2 separate regions of the Mus musculus genome follow, and region 1 is linked to region 2. A link is a loop called in an ENCODE intact Hi-C map of the cell type or tissue named here. Cell type or tissue: heart. All regions are shown on one strand. Links, peaks and the distances in the headings refer to the core of each region. The heading gives the core; the rest is flanking DNA.

Region 1 (11,413 bases), core at 3,414-11,413, 370 kb before region 2:
CGCTACAGAGTGGACTGGGCCAGGCAGAGCCAGGCTGGGGTCACTGGGAAGTCGCTAGACTTGGAGAACATACCACTCTAGTTCTGCCAACAGGGCCTTACCCACCCGCTTGCTTCCTCACAACCCAGGTGACTGGAAGTCCTCAGAAACAGCAGTGGAATGTGGTGAGGGTTGGACCTTGCAAATGACAAATTTCTGAGTGAGTTCCAGTTCTCTGGAATGGAAAACCAGCAGCTTCCTGTTACAGAGTGTACCCACGGTTTGTGCCTGATCCATGGGTGTGGGCGAGCCCATATACTTCTAATCTGCATCTGTCTAAAAACAACAAAGCAGACATGTTTCTAGGCAGGTAAACAGTTTTAGGGACTAGAGTCAAGCTTATATTGATTTCTGGTCTGGCTAACCAGAAAGAGAAAAAGGAGTTCGAGCCATCATTAAACAGAGACCTGGAAGAGGAAGCCAAGGGGTCCATCCACCAAGCCCCTGAGGCTGCCGAGACATTTCTAGGTCAGCTCTTTCTGGGGGAAAGGCCCTGTGCTACCTTACAAGGCAAGCCTTAGCTTTGCTTTCCTGGAGGGCCGTAGCGGGCTCTGGCCCCTCTCTATGTTGGATCTTTCTCCCCACGGTTAACCAGACGAAGGCTCCGTCCTCGTGACACTCAGGTTGGCCAGGGACAAAGGCTCTTCAGGTGCTGGCTGGGCTTGCAGCCTGGCTTTCACTCGGGAGGTATGTGACCTTGGGCGCTCTGCTCACAGACTCCATGCCTCTCTTCACCTGTCAACAGGAGAGCATCACAGAAGCACCCGGCTCAGAGGCGTGGCTTCTGTGCAGGGAAATGAGAAAAGCCACAAAGACCTGGAACGGTGACCCAGCCCAAAGGGACTGTTCTGGAAAGAGCAGTGCCTTTAGCTACCCCCTGCCAGGCACTACGACAGACATGAACAGCTCTCCCCCTTTAGAGCCCTTGAAACACCATGTTTTCCCTGTGGAAAATGGCCTGCAGCTGACTACTTATTCAATGACCAGATGGCCCAGGCCCCACCAGTGCAAGACACATGAGATGCATGGTAAATAGAAGGGGAAGCAGGAGGGTACCCCAGCTCTCTCATGTCCAGCTTGGGCATGGGGACAATGTTAGCGGTAAGGAATAAAAGGCATGGAACAGAGTCCAAGCAGTCTAGTACCAGCTTTATGTGGGCTTGGTCAGAATGCCGGCTGAGCCTGAGCCACATAAACGAAATGTATGCAAAGGGACAGTCTTACCCACGTAGGGAGCTGGCCCTGGGATCTCAGCGGTTGGTGTCAGCCAATTGTCGTCTGCTTTTCTGATTCTGTGAGCCAAATGCAAAGGCTTCCTACTATGAAGAAATCAGTATCCCTTTGCAAGACTTGGTAGGAGAAATCCTACAGCACGGGCTGGTTCTGGTACGTTCACCACACTATCCAGACCTTCGGAGTGAGCAGATCTTATCTGTGGATCTGTTCTGGGAGGCAAGAGGCCCGGGTTCTAGTTTGCACTCTGGCCCTTGGAGCTGGCAACTCAGAGCAAGTCATGTGCCTCTTTGGATGTGACTGGAAAGAAATGGCCTCTAAGATCTCTCCTGCTTCAGGGCTCCATATTCCTATGCTCTCCAGGCAGAGATCAGGAAGAATAATGCAGCCATCCAGAGTCAGTCTGCCCCTTTCCAGTCTGGTTTGTCACCTAAATGCTGTCTTTGACTCTGGGTCTTGCCTTCCTTGGCCTATAGTTAGCTAGCCACCAAAGTCCATGCGAGGCAAGGCCCAAGTGCTCCAGGACATTGGCAGCCTATGAGTTTTGACGCAAACAAGCTAGTACTCCCTGGTCTGAAAGGAATCAGAGCAAATCTGCATGAAATGAGGACTGTGTGCAACAGCCAGCAGCACAGGGAGGGAGGGAGGGAGGACAGGAAGGAGGAAGACCTGCCAGCTGTGAGGCACATGGGCTCCACTGGCCCCCAGCACGGGGGTGACCCGCCGAATGACAGCCATGGCAGCGGGAAAGGAGATGGTACTCAGATTGTAGAAGAGGTGGGCAAGACCACACAGGACCCGCTTATCCTACAATCAGAGCTTCTGGTGACTATCTGGCTTCTGGCTGGGCCTGGCAGCACCTGGGAGGCCCTGTAAGAGATCATGCAGAACATGGAGGAAGGCCAGGGCTAGCAAAGTAAGCAAAGGCTCTGGGGAGAGGACAACCCAGCATGGGCCTCAGGCTTCCTCTAGCTACTGGCAAAAGAACTCTACAGCGAGCAGCACAGGTTTAAAATCAGACAAGGTTGACTTTTCATCCTCTTACTCCTGAGAGACCTGCAAAAGTCCCCAAGAACCTTTAAGGCAACTGTCCTCACAGTTAGGGTCCGGATCGTCACCGCTGACAGCGTGCAGACTGGAGAAGACTCTCACACCGTATGTCTTAGGTACCGGTTGGGTTGTACCTCTCTCGGAGGTTCATGGGTCAGACACTGGCCTGTCTCCAGGTGGAAGACACTGGAAGGTGGTGGGATTTCTGGGAGTTACCGGGGTGTACCTTCTGAAGGGGGTCACCTGTTTCCTGAAGTCGGTTCTTGTGAGAGATAGGTGATTTAAAAGCCTGAGCCAGGCCCTGGGTCCTCTCTGGACTCCTGTTTGGTAATGACACTCGATATATGTTGAGAAACATATGCTCTGCCATGGCTCTCTGTCATGAAGGGTCACAGCTGTGGGGGGAGAGGAGCTTGACAGAGCCTGCAATGTGTTGTTTGGATGCCTAACTTCCAAAGCCATAGACTGCATAAATCTCCTTTCTCCAAGAGCAGGTTGGCTCAGGTTTTTTTTTTTTTTTTTTTTCCAAAAGGTCCCCCACACAGTCTGGAAGCTTTGTCCTATCTATGAATCTTCTCAACCTTTCCCTTTTCCTGAGCAACCAACATCTATCCACACTCTTCTCAGGTCTCTCCTCTGTGGGGCATAGGATGTGGCGTGGGCCACCATTACTGTGCACTGATGAGGCTAATTCACTAGAATAGCCCGGCTTGTTCATCGTGAGATACCAGCGCCCCGGTTATAAAGAATGATCTGCAGGAGGTGGGAGTGATGGCTCAGTGGTTAAGAGAGCTAGCTGATCTCAAAGAGAACTTGGGTTTGATTCCCAACACCCACCTCACGGCTTAATAATTCCAGCACTGGGGGATCTGGCACTCTCTGCTGGCCTTTTCAGGCACTGCATGCACATGGTACACAGATAACACAAGGAGGCAAAAATTCCATACACATAACAATGAATAGATCCTTATTATTATATATATTTTTATATTTTTATAAAACTGATCTACACTGGGCATGGAAGCATACACCTCCAATCTCAGCACTCAGAGGGCAGAGGCAGGAGGATCTTGGGTTTGAGGCCCACTTGGGCTATTTAACAACAACAACAACAACAAAAACAAAGAAACAAACCAAATCCACTCCACAATGAGAACTAACTTGACTGCTTTCTAATGCAGCAAACAGTTTCAATCAAATTCCTTGTTTTCCTCTTATCTGTCTCACACCTGTACTGGCAGGTCTTACGCAGGCCACCCTGAAGGGCCCTGCGGCCTCAAAGGACATCGTGATCTATACATCCAGAAAAACATGATGGATATTATTAATCCACTAACATTTGTTTAATACTGAAGGGGTATTTTCAGAATCTGAGATAGGAGTAAGATTATGTACTGCCTGGGTCAGAGTTCTTTTGCTGAAAAGAGATACCATCTATAACCACAGCAGCTCTTATGAAGGAAAGCATTTAGCTGGAGCTGGCTTACAGGATCAGGGCTTTGTTCTGATATCATCATGGCAGGAACCATGGCGGCACACAGGCAGACATGGTACTGGAGGGGTAGCTGAGAGCTCTACATCTGGTCCCACCGGCAGTGAGAAGAGAAAGACACTGGGCCTGGTTTAAGTTTCTGAAACCTCAGAGCCCACCTGGAGTGACACACTTCCTGAAACAAGGCCACACCCACTCCAACTAGGCCACGCCTCCTACAATACCACTCTCTCTGAGCCTCTGGGGGCCTTATTTATTCAGATCACCATATGTACCATGCCAAACCACGCTGTGATTTGATCTTAGTGACACCCTTTGAGACCCACCCCAGCAAAGGACTTTCACAGGTGCTGTTAAGGACCCTGGCTTTGGAGGTTAAAACTCATGGCTTCAAATTCTGGGTATGCTATTTATCAGCTGTGCAACTGACTGGTCGTAGAAGCTGAACCTTTCTGAACTCTAAACAATGCTAAAAGTGAGTGCCTTCCCTGTCAGAATCGCCTCTGCTGATGTGACAGTGAGCCACGCAGAAGGGCAGAGCAGGTACCGTCCTCTCCATGTGCTGAGCTAGGTAACTGAGCTGGAAGCTCAGAAAGACAAGCTGACTAATCGGAGGCCGTCCACAGCATCGAAAGAACTAAGGGACTAGAACCAGAGCTCCTGGCTTCCCGAGTAGCCTTCTTTTCTGGAAGCAGCATCTCCCTCATGGGTTGCCGTGGGGTTAAATACAACGACAGGAGTCTAGAGGTTGTGCTCGTCAGGGTGAATGATCGTTCGCTGTGAGAGATTTTTATTCCGGGGTGGGTAGTGTCTGGGGTGCATGTTCTCCCATGCTTGTGCACGTGTGGATACCTGCGTGGAGGCCTCAGGTGGATGTCAGCGTCTCCCTCCGTCGCTCTCCATCTTAGTTTTGGAGACAAGGTCTCTTTCTGAGCCTGCAGCTTGCTAATTTGCCTAAAACTGACCGGTCAGTAAGTTCTACTTGTTCTTCCTATGGCCACTCCCAACCCCCACTCCAGGAGTTCCTGTACCTGGCTTTTTTTTTTTTTTTATCATAAGTTCTGGGCACTAACCTCATGGGTTCGCAACCAACACTTTACCCACTGAGCCACCTCCTCAGCCCTGTTACAGTTGTCCCTAATCTGTCACACGGTCATGAGGAGTTGACTTCTCAACCCCCAAGAAGAATCCCGTTGGAGGAGGAATCAGGTCTTACTTTCCCTTTTCTGCCAGGAATATAGGAACAAAACGTGGTAGGGCAACCGTGACTTCACCAATGCCACATATGCAGTATACCTGATCGTGCTGAGAGTTCATTTGGAAGGAGGGACAAACCATCCTGAAGCTGTTGGGTCTTTGTCTGCAAAGCAGAAGTGAGGGCTTGTCTGCCTTGGGAAAGGGGCGCTGAGTCATGAGTCATTTTTCAAGTCTTATATGGGTGACTCGGGGGCCCCAGTGAAAACGTCTGAGTCACTTGCTATTGTCTGAGCATAGATAGAAGCACAAAAGCCTGACCAAGTTTTTTTTTTTCTCTGAATCACATGGCCCATTATGCCCAAAATGTTCTATGAATGCACTGTCCGTCCTCTCGAACAACATGACCACAAGACAGAGTAGCCATTGAGAACTGGTCCTGTGGCTATTGGTAAAACACCAAGGGGCAGCTGGCCATCAGGCCTTGGGGCACCTTACTGACCAAACTGGTCACGAGGCTTAATTCCCACTACTTAGCTAGGAGGGAAAAGGGCCTCCCTTCTGCCCGTAGAACCGTAAGCAGCCATCAGGAAGCCTAGGCAACAGGCCTGAGATTTGCTGAGTTCTGACTGGAGCTGGACTATCAGACTGGGCAGCTGCATCCCACCACCTCAAACACTGGCGGCTAAGAGAGGAGCCGTATAAAGGAGGCCTGCTGCCAGTTTAGCCTGGAGCAGAACCTTCAGTTGGGTTGCCATTTTAGGGATGGTGTGCCTGTGACTAAAATGTGGAAGTTCAGTGAACAACTCTGCAAGTCATTTCTTTGTTCAGAGTTTACTCATATTCCCAAGTCAGTGAACCAGAGCACTGCTGTGCGGTGGCCTTCGGTGCTACAAGCCACCTGTCTGTCCCTGTGGTCAGCTCTCCACTTGGGAAGCAGGTAGATGGAACACAAGCTCAGGGCGAGGCAGACACGAGCCACGGTCTGATGTTGGGTTGTCAAAATAAGCAGGACTGCATAGTCCTTGCTCAGTACAGTCCAGGCCCTGTACCTGGCATCCCACCTGTGCTATCTGACTGAATTCTTACAGCCGATAAGCATCATCACTAAAAAAAAAAAAAAAACATGTGGTTTATCAGTACCAAGTAACATGCCCAAAGCCAGGATTTGAATCCAGATCTGCTGTCAATAAAGCCTGAGTTACTGCACGGGGATGTTTCCAGCTGCTGACCAGTCTTGACCTTAGCTTCCACACACAAACCACGCCAACTGTTTCACCTTTGCTCAGTTTCTGTGTCTCATATGAAGTGACAGCGGTATAAGGGATGCTGCAGATGACCCGATAGCGAGCGAATGTTCTGTGAAGGACCCTTTCCCAGCATCAAGGCTGAATTAAGAAATGACAGTTCTTGACTCTCAGCCAAAATCTTGTTGGGCAGTGTGGGTTTGCACACCGGCTTCAGGAGACGGACAGGGGTCTGAGTAGAGCACCCCTGGTGAAGCTGCAGCCCTCACATCTTGTAAGTAAATAAAAATGGGCAGCGAGCCGGTGTTTCAAATCTTGGTCACCGAGAAAGTGTGAAAAGCAAGATGTAAACCCAGCCATTATCAAAGCTGAACTTTAGGCTGTAACTCGCCCAGCCTCCCTTTTGAAGTACGTGTGTGATTACATGTGCTCCATACTTGAAGCTTTTCCATGTGTATAGAGCTGTGTACGTGTGTGTGTGTGTGTGTGTGTGTGTGTGTAGACGTAGGCATATTTATACAAAGATGTATACACACCGAGTGATCGCCCAAATAAACCCCCTACTCTACCTTTAAAGTGTCTCTAGAGAATTAACCCAGGGGAGAGGCAGTGATACGTGAACCGTAAACATTCTCGCCTGTTGGCAGATAACCACAATGTGCATTCGTTCGCCTCCAAGAACTGAGAAAGGGGGAAAGAGAACAACCCACGGCAGAAAAACACACTAATCAAATCCACAATCAGCTCTGATGACGAAGCAAGCCTTCTAATCAAAACACAGTGGGGCAAAGCTGCAACAGGTTGTAAGCTTGGAGCTGGGCTTTTCCCAGGGGCCTCACCCACGCTTTCTTTTTAAACATCTAAAAAACGCGCACACAGGATTTCAATCACTTCTAATTTTTTTTTTTTAAGAAATAAGTTGCAGGCTGAACACGAGCTCCTAAAAACAGGAAATATCAAAGTATCATGTGAATCATCTCTTCCCCCTGCAACTGCTTCTTTAAAAAAAAAAAAAAAAAAAAAAAAGGCTAACCCTGTCCTTACCCCAAGAGGTCTTTGCCTGAATACTGGCCAGAGCCTTGTAGTCTAACACAGAGCGTATGTCTAAAATGATCACTTACATGGGGTCCCAGTTCACAACACATGAGAGACCAGAACACATGTCCTCTCAGGAAGGCCCTGGTGGCACAGTAGCAGGAAGAGGGTCAGAGGGACCTGACTGAGGCAGAGCAGCTTCCGCTGGAGGTTGAGAGCGAGCTGCGGGTCTGTAGGAGGCTCCAGGAGAGGAGGCAAAGGCTGACCCCTCTAACAGCTGTTGGCTTGCAAGTCATTGATGGTGGGGATGAGCAGATGACTGGTAAGTCACCGAGTAAACCGAAACGGGCGTGGTGGCACATGCCCTTCATCCCAGCACTATGCAGGCAGAAGCAGGTGGGTCACTGTGAGTTCAAGGCCAGCCAGGTCTACAGAGTGAGAGACCCTGTCCCAAAAGACAAAAACAAGAACGCTTTGCCCACGCTAAGGACAGTCATCTGTGTTGCTTCCCAAGGGTCAGTTCTGAGCCAGGTCCTGAAGGAGACGCCACCGGCTCCACAGCTTCTCAGGTACCCTCCGACAGAAGCCAACATGAACATCCACTGCCAAGCCTCTGCGCTTTCTCATACCCTGACCTAAAATGGAAAATGCTCAACGTAGAACATGTACGAGGGAGCATCCACTTGGGCTCTGCACTGCGAAAGGTAGCTCAGCCTCCTCTCCTTTGTTCTCCTCTTCCTCCTTCCTCCTCCTCCTCCTCTTCTTCCTCTTTCTCCTCCTCCTCTCCTCCCCCCACACTGGGCACTCTTGTCCACTGCTGGGGCCCAGCTCATCTCCTTCCTCCCCTGTGAGCCCCCTGGTCTTCTCCAGCCCTTGAGCTACTAGCCTTCCTTCCAGCATCTTGACTCCTCAGGCCCAGCACATCTTTAGCTCTCCCAGTGCTGCCCTCTGCTGGAAACAGACGTCACGCCTACGATCCAGGCTGCCAAGTCTTGTCCTCAGCTCTGCAGCAGCATGAGAGACAATGCTGGAGAGTGGGCGTGCACGGCACTGGTCCGGCACCTGATTGAGCTGAGATATCTGCTCTGCCACGCTGGACAGCGTGGATCAGTGGTGACATCTGTGGCCGGGATGCCTCAAGGTCTGGAGCTGACCAGCAGCCGCTGTGGCTCCCCGAGTCTAGCATGACAGGTAAGGGGTTCCAGTTCAAATGCTACTGACTCTGCTGCTCGTGAGGCCACTGACCTTTCATTTCCTCATGTGTAAGATGGGAACAATCACCCTTATCTCACCAGATTGTTAAGAGAATAAAAGAGAGTTATTTTGTGCAAAAAAAACCCAGAACAATCCCTGACACCTAGGAAGTACAAGGCAAGGGTGCCTTCTTTACTTTGTTATCTTAGGACATATGGTAGGATGTGGACACATACACCACACTTATTCTAAGTGCTCCTGTGGAGGCCAATGAGAACCTAACACACCAGGCATTCCACAGCTCACCCCATCCCCCACCTCCCTCTCACAGCGCCTGGTACTGTGCCAGGCAGAGTCAGAGGCCTGTCAATGCTCGTGAACAGGTTGGCCTCTTCTTAGAGGCTCCACCTTTTCTCATGTAAAGAATACTAAGTTTTTCTTAATACTCATAATTCCTGTGCCCATTTTTTTTAACAGGTGGAATCACTGAGGCCCAGGGGAGTAGTTAGTTAATGGACTAGGCTACTGAGCTAAGCATAGGTCAGACAGAAGGTACCACTGATAACCAACACTTTAAAACCTGGACTGTCAGTCACCCTGCAACCCAGCCAGTCTCCTGCCCCAAAATCCCCCAAATAAAAGAGAGGCAACGGCTCCATGGAGTTCATCATTTCCTGAGTGTCTTGTAATGATAAACATTACGTTTGGGAGCAGGAAATTACCAGGTGCTAAGTCAGCCCCAGTCCTCAAGCCATAATCGAGGGTGGATGTGCGCTGTCTGTCACCATGGGGATACCCTGTTCAAAGAAGGCAAAATCCTTTTGCCAAAGCCCCTTTGATGTCAGGGTGGGGCTATGAGTGCACGCTACATGGAAGAGCTCCTAGGAGACTCAGGGGCTGGCAAGGAGGGGCCCGCTGGGAAGCCAGGGCTGTCCACTGGAAGGTGGCCAGTTTCCTGAGCCATCCATCCAAACCACCCTCGTGATGCCCATGGAGAGTAAGAGAGGTGGAATGTGGGGTGATGGGGACAGAGGGAAACAGCGCCTCCAGGGAGTAGGGCCAAGTTAGCCACTCATGGAGATGTCTAAGAGTGAAAAAAAATTTTTTTTTTCTTAATGGAGAGAGTGGTGAATCACCTTCTCAGAGCCTGCTCATGGCAATCCTCTGCCACTGTTCCTCAGCTGAAGGGTCAACTGGGCACTAGCAGGCAGGAGTCTGGCTATGAATGAGCCCAGCGTCTGCCTTCCCTTCATTCCTACGGTCCTCCTCATCGGGCCCGAGGGCATGTGTCACATTCCCAGTCGCTGTTCCAAAACACCACCCACTTCACCCCCCACAGAGGAAGGAGGCACCCTGGTGCTCACCCTCATTTCAGAGCCCTCTGGACAAGGCCTGTAGCTCTAAGAAAAAGAGCAGAGCACACGGCCTAGCAGAGCCAGGACCCAGGAGCACTGGAGGAGATCTTGCCTTCCTCCCACACACCATCCGTCAGGGCTGTCAGCTTCCAAAAATGTTTAGCAAGTGCAGCATCAAGAGAGACACCCGCTGATGGGCGGGTGCGGGAGCTTGTGTGGGGAGGGGGCCTTCTCCGGCTCTGAGTTCCAACAGTCTGCCTCTGAGCAGCTTCTAGACCCAGCTCCTCCCTCAGAAAGGTTAGGAATGTGTTGAGCGTTAACCTCTGATCAGGGAAAGTAGGTGCCCAAAAGGTCGTCTGGTCTGTTGCTGCTTGGCCCTATACCAACTCAAGACTGCCTCCCCTTCTGGCTTCCCGGCTTCTCCTCTCCGGACTGGGACAGCCACAACAGTCAGGTCAGCCTGTCCCTAAAAGTCCCTGCTGACTGGCAGCCAAGAAAATACAGCATGGCCCTGCTCCCTCCTGCCAGAAGAGGGGGAAGGCGGCAGGGAAGGCAGGAGTCCAAGAGAAACTGATTGGCCCTTAAGGATTTCCTTAAAAGAGATTGCATGGCCAGGGCCTGTCACCCAGCCCAGTAGGGGGATTGCTTGCTCTGCCAGGAAAGGTAGAAGTCACCGTTTCTCGTTCAGCCATGCTCTTACCCACACCATCACCTCCCTAATCACCAGAGATACCAACGCTGGCAGCATAGACTACCCAAGAAGGAGGGGCTTAGCTACAGCAGCCATTCTGAGACAGCCAAGCCACCCCAGTTACTAGGAGTCTGTAGCAGCTAGCAGTTGGCAGCACCTGGCCAGAATCCCTTCTCCCTAATGATGGGGCAGAGACCAGCCATCTTCAAGCTAGGAGGAGGGTTAAGTTCAGGGCAACCACTCAGTATCCCTTGTCCTAGATCTCACAGCTGAGCCAGGTAGTACCCAACCCATCAAGGCACCAGGCCACTCCTTGGGGTTACAACCTGAGTATAGACACACATCACAACAGCAGATACCCATCCTCTTGGGGCCAAGCGCTCGGCACTGATGGCCCTTAACATTTCCAATGTCAGCATGCATTTTTTTGAAAGCACCCCTACACCTGCTCCAGCCCCATAGAAGCAGCTGGCTGCCAGCACGCCTTAGCTTTGCAGAGCTCCCCGGGAGAGCCTCTGGCACCCTGGCCAGCTAAACCCCTCCTGGCCACACCCACTGACCAATGTATCCTTCCAATCTGGCAGCATAAGGGGTATGCTTCCTCTCTCCAATCACATTATGGTAGCCTCTCCTCAAGGCAACCGTCCTCCTCCCTCATGAAGGATCATCCATCACTCCCACCCTGTAATAGTGCCCCAGCACATAGCACTGCTCACCTGGGTATCGAACCCGTTCTCCAGAGAGCTGCTCTTCAGCAACGGGAGCCCCTCCCCCGTCGGCTCCTGCAGCCCCTGCGATTTCAGGGGGATTTGGCTAGTGTAGGCCGTCTTGCTCACCTCCACCTTGCTTCCCAACTTAAGATAGCAGGGCTGAGGACCAGTCC
Region 2 (11,602 bases), core at 1,769-9,768:
CTTTTGTCCCCAAGCTGATCTCTCATTGCAGGCAATTACCCACTTGAGTCAAACAGCTGCTAGTTAAGGGGGAAAAAAGTCATGACACCCATGGACATGCCAAACTGCATAAGGAAAAGCCCGTGAGCTCTCAATTCTATACAAAGAAGTACAGGCAATTGAAGAGAGCTAGGAGAGGGAGAGGTGACCCTCCTCAGGGAAACACGTGTCAACTGGGCCAAATGGTGAGCCCTGAAACATTAGATGGACCCAACAGGTTATGTCAGGGAATATACATGTATAAATGCAAACATACACATAATAGCATCGATGAAAGAGACCATGAATTTGCAGGAGAGCAGAGAGGAGTATGTGAGGAGGCCAAGGGGAATTCAAATTATAATCTCAAAAATGAACAAAACCATCAAGAGCAGTCTGAAGCAATCCTCTACTGACCTGAAAGATGTTCATCTGTAAAGCACGGATGGATCCCAGTTGCTAGGCTTCAAAGTCTAGTGGGTTCCGATTCCCAAGGGAGCCTGGCACCAGTACTGAATTGAACAAGGTCCAGGGATTTAACTTCCTCGTGCCAGACGCAGACAACCACAGCTCAGAGGGGTCTAAGATCATGCAAACGCTAGCTCCTTCTGTGGAACTAAGGAGCTAGGAAGGGACTTGATTAGATTGCTAAGATTATTTCCTTATCGTCAAATCACAACTAATGCTTCCAAACAGTGATTCCCCCGCCCTGCCCCACACTGTCTGCTTGATTTCCACACTGCCGATAAAGCTGCCTTCACAGAGAAGATACTGAGACTCAGAGTGGCCAGGAGCTTTCCTGAGGTCCTAGACCTTGTAGATGTGGAGGCAAAGTTGAGAGCAGGAGCCTTCGGATTCCGAGCCATTTCGTGAGTAGCTACGGACTCCAGGACTCCGGGGACAGAGTTGGACTTGCAGCGGTTAAGTGTCTATGTTCTGGGAGCAAGGACAGAACAACATCCAGGAGAGGAGGATGCTGACTGACACACAAATAAGCCAGGAAAGGTCAACCCACCCACTCAATAACTCTGGTAAGAACACATACTCTTAAAGCGCTCTTTAAGAACTAGCTTTCTGAGGCATTCCTAGATACTAAGTCTTTCAGACATGTAAAGAAAGTCCCTGACGCCAGGCTTCGGAACACTGGACATCCTCCCACAGTGGGCACCTAGGGGGAGGTTGGGAAGGGGCAGAGGGTGCAGAGGCAGCCAATCAGAAGAATCCGCTTACAAGGAATCTCGCTGTGGTGATTAGAACATTTTTTTTTTTAAAGGCAAATCCAGATACACACATGTATGGATTGTTTTGGATTAGATTACACATGGCAATATATAACAGCTTTCTTTATTTAGCACATGCTAAACACTGCTGTTTTTCATGCACTAACTCATCTTCTCCTTGTAAGGCCCACTCAGGGTTATATTTTAATTTCTCTTTCAGTATATGTGTATGGGGGTTGTTGAGAAAGTGTTCATGTCTACAGCATTGCAATATTATTATGGGGCTTTAAAAGCAAAGTCTGTTTTACTCCAAATCCTATGCTTTGTTTTTTAATTGTGTGTACATGTGTGGTAGGGGCTATGTCCATGCTAGTGACCTCAGAAGACAGAAGCATTTGGATCCTCCAAAGCTGGAGTTGTTGGGCATTGAACCCAGGCAAACATCTTCCTCTATGAATAAAATTATTATTTTGGTCCTGGGGATGGAGTCCACCTACAGTCTCATGCATGCTAGGCAAGCACTCTGCCCCTGAAATATCCTACCCCAGCAACCTTGTATATAGTTCAACTAACAATAAAACGGTGGCAGTTTATTCCAAAGATTGAATGTGTTATAAAGTTCAGCCTATTCTAAAAGCACATGGGCAGACCCAGATGCAGCTCATCTCTAACTGTGGCTGCGAGACCATCGATTGACTGCCAACCAGTTTCCACATTGACAAACCCTTGGAGCTTTCACTGAACATCAGCTAGGATGCAGAGAATGACCCCGAGTGAAGGGTAGATCCTGCTCTCTTAACCGTGTGACAAACTGATACAGTGAAGAGTAAAACTGTAACACACCTGAGCATTTGAGAGATAGTCAAATTAGATCATCAAATTCATACCGAAAAGGGGTATTCAAAAGGGCTGGGGAGTGAGCAAGAGACCGGCTCAGGAATACTGCCTAGAACCTCATATGGGAAGGGCCATGATCTTCAGAGCCATCAGAGTCTCCCTCTCTCTCTCTCTCTGCAGCACTCAGGTCCAAGGCCAGAGAGAACACGATCAGGTTCAACAGCCTCATTTGCACCAATGCCAGCCACTTCAGGGGGTTGCGGGGTAGGGGCACAGCCACCTCCAGTGAATCAGAAGCCACAATTCTGAAGAACCCAAACAAGCCACCAATTTGTACAAAACAGGTTCACATCCCTGGAAAAGAAATGAGAAAGGGAAGGCCAGTGAGAAAGTGGAGCTGGATCTAGTGTTGGGATCCAATTCATCCTGAAGTTGATGCTGAACACAGGTCCCAGTTTCAGGGCAAGAGGTTTAGATACATTTTAGTGAGTGAACATGTAGCTGAGGTGTTTGTGTGCTCCCATGGATTCTCTCTCTCTCTCTCTCTCTCTCTCTCTCTCTCTCTCTCTCTCTCTCTCTCTCTCTCTCTCTCTCTCCCTCTCTCTCTCTCTTTCTCTCTCTCTCTCTATCATTTTAATCTGGTCATTATGAGAGTCACTTTTCTCACCTTACTGAGCACTTGGTGCGTGTTCACAATTGCACTTGACGCTTCAGGCGGGGAGAAAAGCATCCTCGCTACTTGGTAGGATAGCCTGCTAAGGTAGAACCTTAGCCAATCAGTGTTCACCGAGCCCTTCCTCTCCTTGGTCAGGGCTAGATGCTGGGAAGACCAAGTGAGGACAAAGTCTTCTCTCTCCTGTTCTCTGGGATCACAAGGTGGGGGTCAGAGGGAGGAGTCCATAGTAGAAGGGCACCTACCAGGATAGGGATTCTGTGCTCAACAGGATGTGAGGCATCTGGCTGGAGGGGATCCACACAGATGATCCTCCCACCACGCTTCCACGCTTTAAGCAAAACGCAGCCCTGGCTCATCAGGGAGGTAACGGGGATTCTGCCCTGGTTAGGAATTTGTTTGTGTGTGGCCAGTCCCCACCCCTACTCCCCAGAACCTGTACACATACTTCTGCCGTGTCCTGGAACTGGGAAAACTGTCCTTCCACCCTCCTGATAAGCACAAGAGGACGTGACCTCAGTTCTAGAACCGTTGTAGATGCTACGCACACTCACACAATGACAGAATTCAGACTCCACTTCTATTAAAAAAAAAAGGGGGGCCTTTTAGAATTTTATGTTGTTTCCTCAAGGCATCTTAAAACTGCAGGGGCAGTAATTGCTCAATAAACAGCAACAATGGCAGCTGCTGCAGCCGAGTCCCTAGCTGCAGATATGTGCCCAGGCCCAGGGAGGAGCTGCCCACAGCGAGTATAACAGGCAGGTTTTCAGCTCTAGCTAGGGCAAGCTCTGACCAAGTCCTGCTTCCACAGCCAGCAAGCCCAGGACCAGTGCCAGCTCTCCCATCTCCTAGGTCCCTTGCTCTCCTGTTCACTGTCTTGAAACACTTTCAATTTGAGTCTGATACCACTTATTCACAAAGTAACCATTTTTGTTCCAGGGACAAGGGAGGGCTGAGGTCTGGTTGTGAACAGCTGTGGTGATTGGTATGATTTAATGCTCCCAACAGCTGGTTTTGGGTGGATATGCCAATGCATATGGCAAAGGCTAAAATCCAATCTCTACAGGAAGCTGGACAGACATACAGCTAGTCACTGAAGGACCTGGGAGGAAGGGACTGTGAAAAAGAGAGGTCTCAGAACCCACCAATAGAAAAACATTTCCTTAGCCTCTCATCCTATCCTGGCCATGGGGGAGGACTTGCCCATGATTATGGGAAGGGACACGATTCAGAAACCCCTAAGGTTACCTTTGAATCTAAGTACCTGAGATGACATCCGTCATCCCCCTACCTTTGATATCTTTTTTTCATAATACTTATTTATTGTTGAATATGTTACACAATCTTCTGAGTTGTACAACACAGAAGAGTGACAGTGGGGTGGAAAAACTGGCCCAGCTCAGTGAGATATGAGCTATTGTGCAACTCATATGACCAGACACAAAGGCATGGAAATCTTCTTGGGTTATATAATCAATAACAAAAAAATAAGATTTGAAGGGAAAGTAAGAAAAGTGACTTCAAGCTTGTCCTCCAACCCCTCGTTTGCACAGTAAGCTGGAAGGTATTCTGCGGTCATCTTTCCTTTAAAATCACACCAAACTTCAAATTGACGCACTATACTTGCGTATGATGCTGGAGATGACCCCTGGGGCCTTGAGCCTGTTAAGTAATCCCTCTGCCCTGAGCTAAATCCCAAGATCCTTGCTTCCTTTTCAAGGTCTCATGACTGACAGCGTCAAGACTTTAAACCTCTCTTCGAAGCACCATTTTTTCATTCTGCTCCACGACTTTGATGACAACTGACAGGGAAGCCACCACTAAACAAAAATGATGTATCTCACCCTTTCTCCCATGTTGAGGGAGGGCTGGAAATGACTGTGACCTGGACTACAAGTCACCGACTTTGCTGTCCTGAGAATTTTCTGAGGCAAGGCACTAGGATATAAGAAGTGGTAAGGGGTGGGGGCTTGGGGGTAGGGTAGAGGTCCTGAATTCTGGCTCTGGATATAAGCTGGGCATCATTCAATCCTTCGGAGCGCTAAGCACTGACAGGTGAAAGATTTGACAAGTAGCCTGACAGACAGTGGCTTAGACAGAAGCCCACACACTACTTCTTGGTGATATATTTAAACTTAGTCCCTGCTCAGTAAAGATGTATCTGTTCTGTAAGCATCCTGTCCTGCCTCATGACGGATTTTTATTTTACATCCGATGCTACAGCCAGCCAGCCCCTATGTATAGCACGTGAATATTCAGGTCCAGTCCTGGTCTTGAGGAACACTTGGGTGACCCTGAGCACCGGAGCTTCTGATAGCTACTAGAACTGAACAGAGAGACACAAAGATGTGGCAGCATCTTGGAAGCCACCCTCAGGAAGAAGACCCTGGCTCATCACCTAGACCTCTGCCCAGTGTGCATTCCCTTTGCACCTGGATCCCGGGGCGGTGTTATGGCATCCACGCCCTAACCACCGCCAGGAAAACACAGTATCTCCCTTGAAGTCAGTGATGGTTAGCTTACTGATGGCCAAGCTCAGTGATGGGACTTGGACTGCGTGGCCCCGAGTCCTTCTGGAGGCTGAAGATACAAAGTTAAAAGCAGGAAGAGCCCAAACCACAATCTTAGATGTAAGCGGGTTGGGCAACATGCGGTCCGGGCGATCCCAGAGTGATCAGAAAAGGGGAAATGTTACAAGGCAAAGGCGGGTGCAAAAGAACTCGAGCACGGAAAGGCATAGTTGGGGTGCCGAGCTTCTTTTTCCACTTCTGCAAAATGAGGGTTTTGGACGAGATGGTCTCCTAACTCTAAAATTCCCTTGACCTGTTCGATATACCAGGCCGATGTCAGAAGCTCATAAAAGGAAAAGGAAGAAAAGCGGGAAAGAGCAAAGAGGGGATCGGCAGACGCAGGACACTGGGGACAGGCTTGGCGGGTTTTCTGAGTTTCTCTCCCTCCTCCCACACCTGCGTGTTCAGAGATCGGCCAACGCCCCGCATCCTTGGGCTTCAGACAACGAAGCTCTTTCCTCCTCACACGTTTCTTTCTGGAAACCGTGGAGCAGAAGCTGCTAAGCAGTCATGCAAAGGGTCGCAGAGGGAACGGTGTCGCTAGGGTCCAGAGGGCAGGTGAGCAGACCCGGTTGACGTGGCACCAAGCTGGGGATGGCGGGGAGCCCTCGAGTCCTAGCCAGCCAGCTCTGGACCAGCCAAATTTCATCCCCCAACTTCGATCTCGGATAAATGGTGTTTGCAAAAAGAAAAAAAAAAAAAAAGAAAGAAAGAAAGAAAGAAAAGGAAAAAAGAAAAAGGAAAAGTTTTTGAGGACTTTTCCCCAAGTCTGGCTGTAGGCGGGGTCGGAGGGTGGTGCCTACAGTCTGATTCGCCGCGGCGGCAGTGCAGAGGCGCGGATTGGCGCGCGGGGCCCCGGGCCGGGAGAGCGGGCGTGGGGGAGGGGAGGCTCCGCGCCCGCGGGAGCGGCTCGCGCCGGGAGCGGGTTAATTTCAAATCGGGGGCTGGACTGCTCCTGGACGGCCACGCTCCCGCGGCCCGCCCGCCGGCCCCCCCCAGCCCCGGCCCCGGTGGCGCCCCCGGCACCCACCTCTGCGCGGCGGGGCTAAGCGAGTCTCCCTGAGACGCGCTGGCTCCCTGAGACGCGCAGCCAGGATTCGGGGCCACCCCGGACCGTCAGCTCTGAAGGAGGATTGACAGGTGAGCGGGGAGCAGACTGCTGCGGCGGGGTTGTGGGATCCCGGGAAGGCCAGGGTGAAGGCGGCCGTTTCCCGCCTCCCGCCCCGCCGGGGCCCGTGGGGAGGAGCCGAGCTCCCGCGCAGAGGGCGGGGGAGGGGCTCGCCCGCGCTCCAGCCCCGCGCACTCGGGGGCGGTGCCAGCTACGGTCCCGCTTTCCGCGCCAAATTTTTAAATCGAAGGCGGAAGGTCCGGCCCCGCCTTGGGGACCTCTAGCCAATCGCAGGCCTTCACCGGGCTTACTGATTGGCTCGGAGCCGTCGCCCTGGAAACCGTGAGATGCTGTCTGGCTGCCCCCGGGGGCGGTGCAGTTGGCGGGGAGGAGGAGCCAGTGCTTGCGCCGGGCGGGACGCGGGCTACTGCTGGGGACTGTACCTGGGACCGGGAGCGCAGCGTACGGTGCGCTTTGGCATCGCGGTGATTTCGGCACCTAGGGAATCCTTCCCTCGCCCCAGTACTTCGTGTATTGAAAGAAGCCTGAAAAAGGGGGTCAAGATCCCAAAGCCCTTTGTAAATGCCCGGTCGTGCGCTTAGAGCGCAGAGGCTGAATTGGAGGGTTGTTCTCAGGCCACTTCACAAGTCCTTCCTTCTGAGCCTGTGCACGTGTGTGTCAGGCGAGAAACTTCAGCATCTCCCCCGATGCAGGCTCGGTGCGTGCTCCATCGGAACCCGGGCTCGTGCGCTCCGTCCGCAGCCCGGATCAGTGCACAGGTGGGTGCTTGCTACAGCCATCTCGAACCTGAGAGAGGACTGTCACTGTAGATTCTGTGTTTGCTTGAAGTCTCGTGACAGAAGGGTTTGATGGAGGAATTTACTGCTGTCTGTTGGCGCGGTCTGCCTAGAGGCAATGTCTGTCCTCAAGGCAAAAATAAACCTGGTTTGTCATTTTTTGTTTGTTTCCGGGGGCTCTTGTGTACGTGAATCATTTTCATCAGCTCTTAATTCTTGCTTTACTTTTTTTCCTTTTAAGGATAGTAAAAAACTTTAATCGATTGGACTACTTAAACCACTGGAACTTGGGGAGGAACTTCAGATTTTTCGTTTTTAAAGACACACTAAATGTATGAGGAATTGACAAAATGGAGAACCAAAAGGTATTTTTAAAGTCCAGTCTATACTGTTGCAATGTCAAATGAAGTATCATCCTGAGTTTTTCGTTAATAAGTTTTCTTAAATTTTTCGTTTGATAGTCACGAATGCTGTATCCTTTTGGTTAACTTTTACAGAAATCCAGAAGGAAATTTTAATTTTTGAAGAGGAATAGGGTTGTCCAGGGTTAAAGTAACCTTTTTGTTTCAAAAGTTTAATATAAATTTAATATATATGGAAAAAGCTTTGGGGTTTTTTCTGTGCTTAAAAAATTATGTATATGTTATTTACATGAACCATTGGAATTCACAAAGGTCATAATTTGATACTGGATTTCTTTGTAAGATAACATTTTAAAATGTCAGCCCTTTAACCTACTGGGCCTCCAAATGCTGTTCCTGACAGATCTCCTGGAAGCATTTAGATGTTAGCTCAATGCTGTCCTTGGCAGTGTTCACTGAAACCCCACCCTTGGATCAGCACCTCCTGAGGGCACCATACTGAACTGAAAATTCAGGTGCCAGCCCCATGTGACCTCCCTCTGCCTCGCATCATCGTCTGCTAAGTAGCAGATTCAGCAGAAATACACACTGAGCCCTTAGTTTCATGGTTGTAATAGAGGATTGTTAACCCGGGCTCCCAAAGTTACTGAGGAAACAGTGTATCTCTGTTCTCTGAGTTGTTGCCTTCCAAATCCCTTTCTTTAAGAATGGTGTACTGCCTGGTGTCTAAAAGTGAAGGGGGCCCAGTCTCTACTATCTATATGAATTGCTCTTAACTTACCAGTGTAGGTAAGTGCTAACTTACCATAGCAGAAACTAGCTCTGAGGCCTTAAATGGCTAACCTTACTTCCCTTGGTCCCATTTTCTGCATCTGTGCCTCAAGCGTTGATGTTGAAAGCAAATTTTTCTGGTCAGAAGTCCTGCTGGTAGGCGGGAGGCCCTAACCGTAAGGGCACCCTCACCTTGGCTGCTTGAGCCTGTTCCTGGTATATCAATGAGCAACCACTGCTCACAGCCACTCCACTGGGTGGGGCCTGGTGTGGGTCCTGAAAGCCTTTACCTGATGTCTCATTAGTAGGAATTTAGGAATTTAGAAGTGATCAGTTACTTAGAGTGATTGGTTCTAGTAAGGAAAGGGAAGGGACTGAGCTCTAAGCTATCTTTACAGCCCTCCTTTCTCAAAATAGAATTTAAAAATAAAACCTGTAGTTAATGTTATTTATTTATTAATGTAAATTCTTAGATCACATGGTGAAGACATTTAGATCCATAGTATCTACCAAGTTAAAAGTGGGAAGTTTAACTATTAAATTTACCGTAGTAGCAGGGGACATGCCTGTAATCACAACAGAGGCAGAGGCAGGAGGATTGTTAATTTAGGGTCAGCTTGTTACTACATAGTAAGTTCCAGACTGGTTGGAATGTATAGTGAGACCTTGTCTCAAGCAAAAAAGGAAAATACTGTCCAGAGATCACTGTGATATTCTTAACCTACTTGGTCAATATGAAAGGCAGAAAGCCTTTCTGCTAGGTTCTGTTTTACAATGAACTCAGTTATTAATTCCTCTTAAACCAGGAAAACCTCTTTTCTGAGCCACATAAAAGGGGACTGATGAAAAGCCCCCTGCATCCGTCCTCGAAGGCCAACATGGTGTTGGCTGAGATCCAGCCTGACTTGGGCCCTCTAACCACACCAACCAAGCCCAAGGAAGTCTCCCAAGGAGAGCCATGGACACCCACAGCCAACCTGAAAATGCTCATCAGCGCCGTGAGCCCCGAGATCCGAAGTCGAGATCAGAAAAGGGGCCTGTCTGACAACCGAAGTGCATTACCTGAAGCTAGAGACTGTTTGCACGTAGGTTTACAGGGAGGCTGGGTGGCGTTTGGGGGCTTGTGGATGAAGGGACGGTCAGTGTGGAGCCCGGAGCTGTTGGAAGGCTGTTGACCTGCTGAACATGGGAAGAGTTTGTAGCTTTGGAGCACAACACCGGGAATTGTACTCTATGAGTGATCTTTATCCCAGGCCTTAAGACCATTCCTATTCCCCTCCCACTTTGTTGCAGCTGTTCAAACCGCGTGCATGTGTGGGTAAGAGGAGTTAGTCATCTAGCACAGAGGCCCCCCAATAAATCTGTCATGCTCTATTCCAGAATGAGACATTATTTACCTTTCCCTCTGCAGGAACACTTATCAGGAGACGAATTTGAGAAATCCCAGCCGAGTCGGAAGGAGAAGAGCTTGGGGTTGCTATGCCACAAATTCCTAGCGCGGTACCCCAAGTACCCCAACCCTGCTGTGAATAACGACATCTGCCTGGACGAGGTGGCCGAGGAGCTCAGTACGTATGCCAGTTGCCAGGATGGTTAATGATTAGAGTGAGTCTGTGGACTTAACTCTTTTCAATCTGAGCTCATATAGTCACACTATCACAGATTCAGATAAGACCGTGTGGGAATTCAAAGCCTCACAAGTCCTGTTAATTTGAGCATAACTCGGTCTTGGAAGCAAACAAATGTCGGTGGAGAGTTTCTGGGTTCGGGTTGTCCCTGAAGCTGCACAGGAAGGAAATGGTGTTTTATGACTTGTTTCACAAACAGCTGCAGCTCTGGCATTCACCTTGACCCTGTCTGTCCCTGAGGAACTAGTGTATCCACAGGTGCATGAAGGGAAGATCTGCCTCTCTGCCATTTGAGACTGAGGATGGGTTAGGAGGCGGTTATTCTGTCTTTGGTATAAATTATGGGTGTCCTCTCTTTATCACTTGGTAAAGACCTGGTTCTAGAGCAGGAAAGGAGGCTAGCAGATAAAAAGCTTTGCGGTCGTTAAAATACGTTTTTGTGTGCATGTATAAGTATGGGTGTCTATGTGTGTTCCTGTGTGCACAGGGCCAGAGGCCAACTTTGGATATCTTTCCTTAGGAACCTTGGTTTCTGAGAACAAGGAATCTCACTGGGACCTGGGGCTCACCAATTCATCGAGGTTGGCTTTTCAGATGGGTGCTGTGGATCAAACTCAGGCTAGCACTCTCCCAGTGGAGACATGTCCCCAGCCGGAAAGTATCTTAGTCTCAACTTTGCAGTATATGCAGGATAGTGATTTAATGTGTAGTTTCACTCCATAAAGAAAAAGACCGCCTTTCTAAGCAGGAACATTAATACACTGCTTGGACCCACCTGCTCTTCATATACACTCTGTCTGGCTAGGTGATGTGTGTGTGTGTGTGTGTGTGTGTGTGTGTGTGTGTGTGTATGCAGGAGCTTGTATAGATCTGTAAACAGTAGAACCTATCTTCAGTAGAATAATGGTTACCAAGCAAAGGACATATGCGAGTTAGGCAATATTTGTTACAGAAAAGGGGCGGGGTTATCTAGAACATCATAAAAGGGCCAGGCATGTGGGAGCAGTGCTTTCTGACCATAAACTAAAGGCTCAGATCAGGCCTGGCTCTAATGCAGACATCCAGTCCAGGTCTTGTAAGAAGAGAAGCAGAGGCCTGTGAGGACTGGTGGGGAAGGGCTCCTGGTGTGTCTTTATGCTGGTTCTCAACTGGAAGTCACCAGGAACAGCAAGAAGCCACTAGGGGGAGCTCTATTAAGCACATTCCCAGAAAGGATAGATTCTGTCCCGGAGTGAAATGAAATCAATAGTGAAGGTACATTTCTGAAATAAGCAGAATCTCACCATGCAGAACACTGAAACCCTCTCTGGATTTACAAGAGCCGTAGAATTGCTAATCTTGGCGTCACTGGTGATAGGTGGAACGTGGACCAAATTAGATCCCAAAGAAATGTAACTTTCTGTTCTTTCATTTTGGTTTCTGAGAAATGACATCATGGAGTTTATACTTTTTTGAAATCTCAGCAGTTTTAAAGGAAGTGTGTGTGTGTGTGTGTGTGTGTGTGTGTGTGTGTGTGTGTGTTTGGTCTTAGAGACCAGAAAAAAATGTTGAATCCCTTGTAGCTGGAGTTACAAGTGGCTGTGAGCCGCCCACTATGGTACTAGGAACTGAACTCTGG

The links. Peaks named below come from ENCODE experiments on the same cell type or tissue, not always from the same donor. Only the 100,000 strongest peaks of a DNase experiment are listed, where the experiment ranks them.
Region 1: it touches region 2 in a loop (2.4-fold over the local background); 2 of 42 quality-filtered maps call a loop at or near these places.

Annotation. Positions count from the first base shown.
Region 1 is chr7:49,247,032-49,258,444 of GRCm38, reverse strand. Nav2 (neuron navigator 2) reads right to left here. Exons shown (of 39, transcript NM_175272.3): 1 at 11,247-11,413. Among named protein-coding and RNA genes, the nearest start is that of Nav2, 6.5 kb to the right of the region's middle. In heart, for the core only: CTCF peaks have their summits at 8,246 (motif pointing left) and 10,385; DNase peaks (open chromatin) are centred at 8,244, 9,444, 10,314, 11,224 and 1 weaker place; H3K4me3 peaks cover 2,261 bases; H3K27ac peaks cover 1,647 bases; H3K27me3 peaks cover 1,113 bases.
Region 2 is chr7:48,876,264-48,887,865 of GRCm38, reverse strand. It overlaps E2f8 (E2F transcription factor 8), which reads left to right and starts at 6,825. Exons shown (of 13, transcript NM_001013368.5): 1 at 6,825-7,205; 2 at 7,465-7,588; 3 at 9,163-9,441; 4 at 9,768-9,924. The coding sequence starts at 7,574. It overlaps Gm2788 (predicted gene 2788), which reads right to left and starts at 6,566. Exons shown (of 2, transcript NR_155436.1): 1 at 6,349-6,566; 2 at 1,258-2,429. LOC115486422 (a long non-coding RNA gene) reads right to left here and starts at 9,825. Exons shown (of 3, transcript XR_882082.2): 1 at 9,754-9,825; 2 at 9,419-9,535; 3 at 7,242-7,345. In heart, for the core only: no CTCF peak of the experiment used is centred there; DNase peaks (open chromatin) are centred at 5,395, 6,155 and 6,755; H3K4me3 peaks cover 3,751 bases; H3K27ac peaks cover 3,737 bases.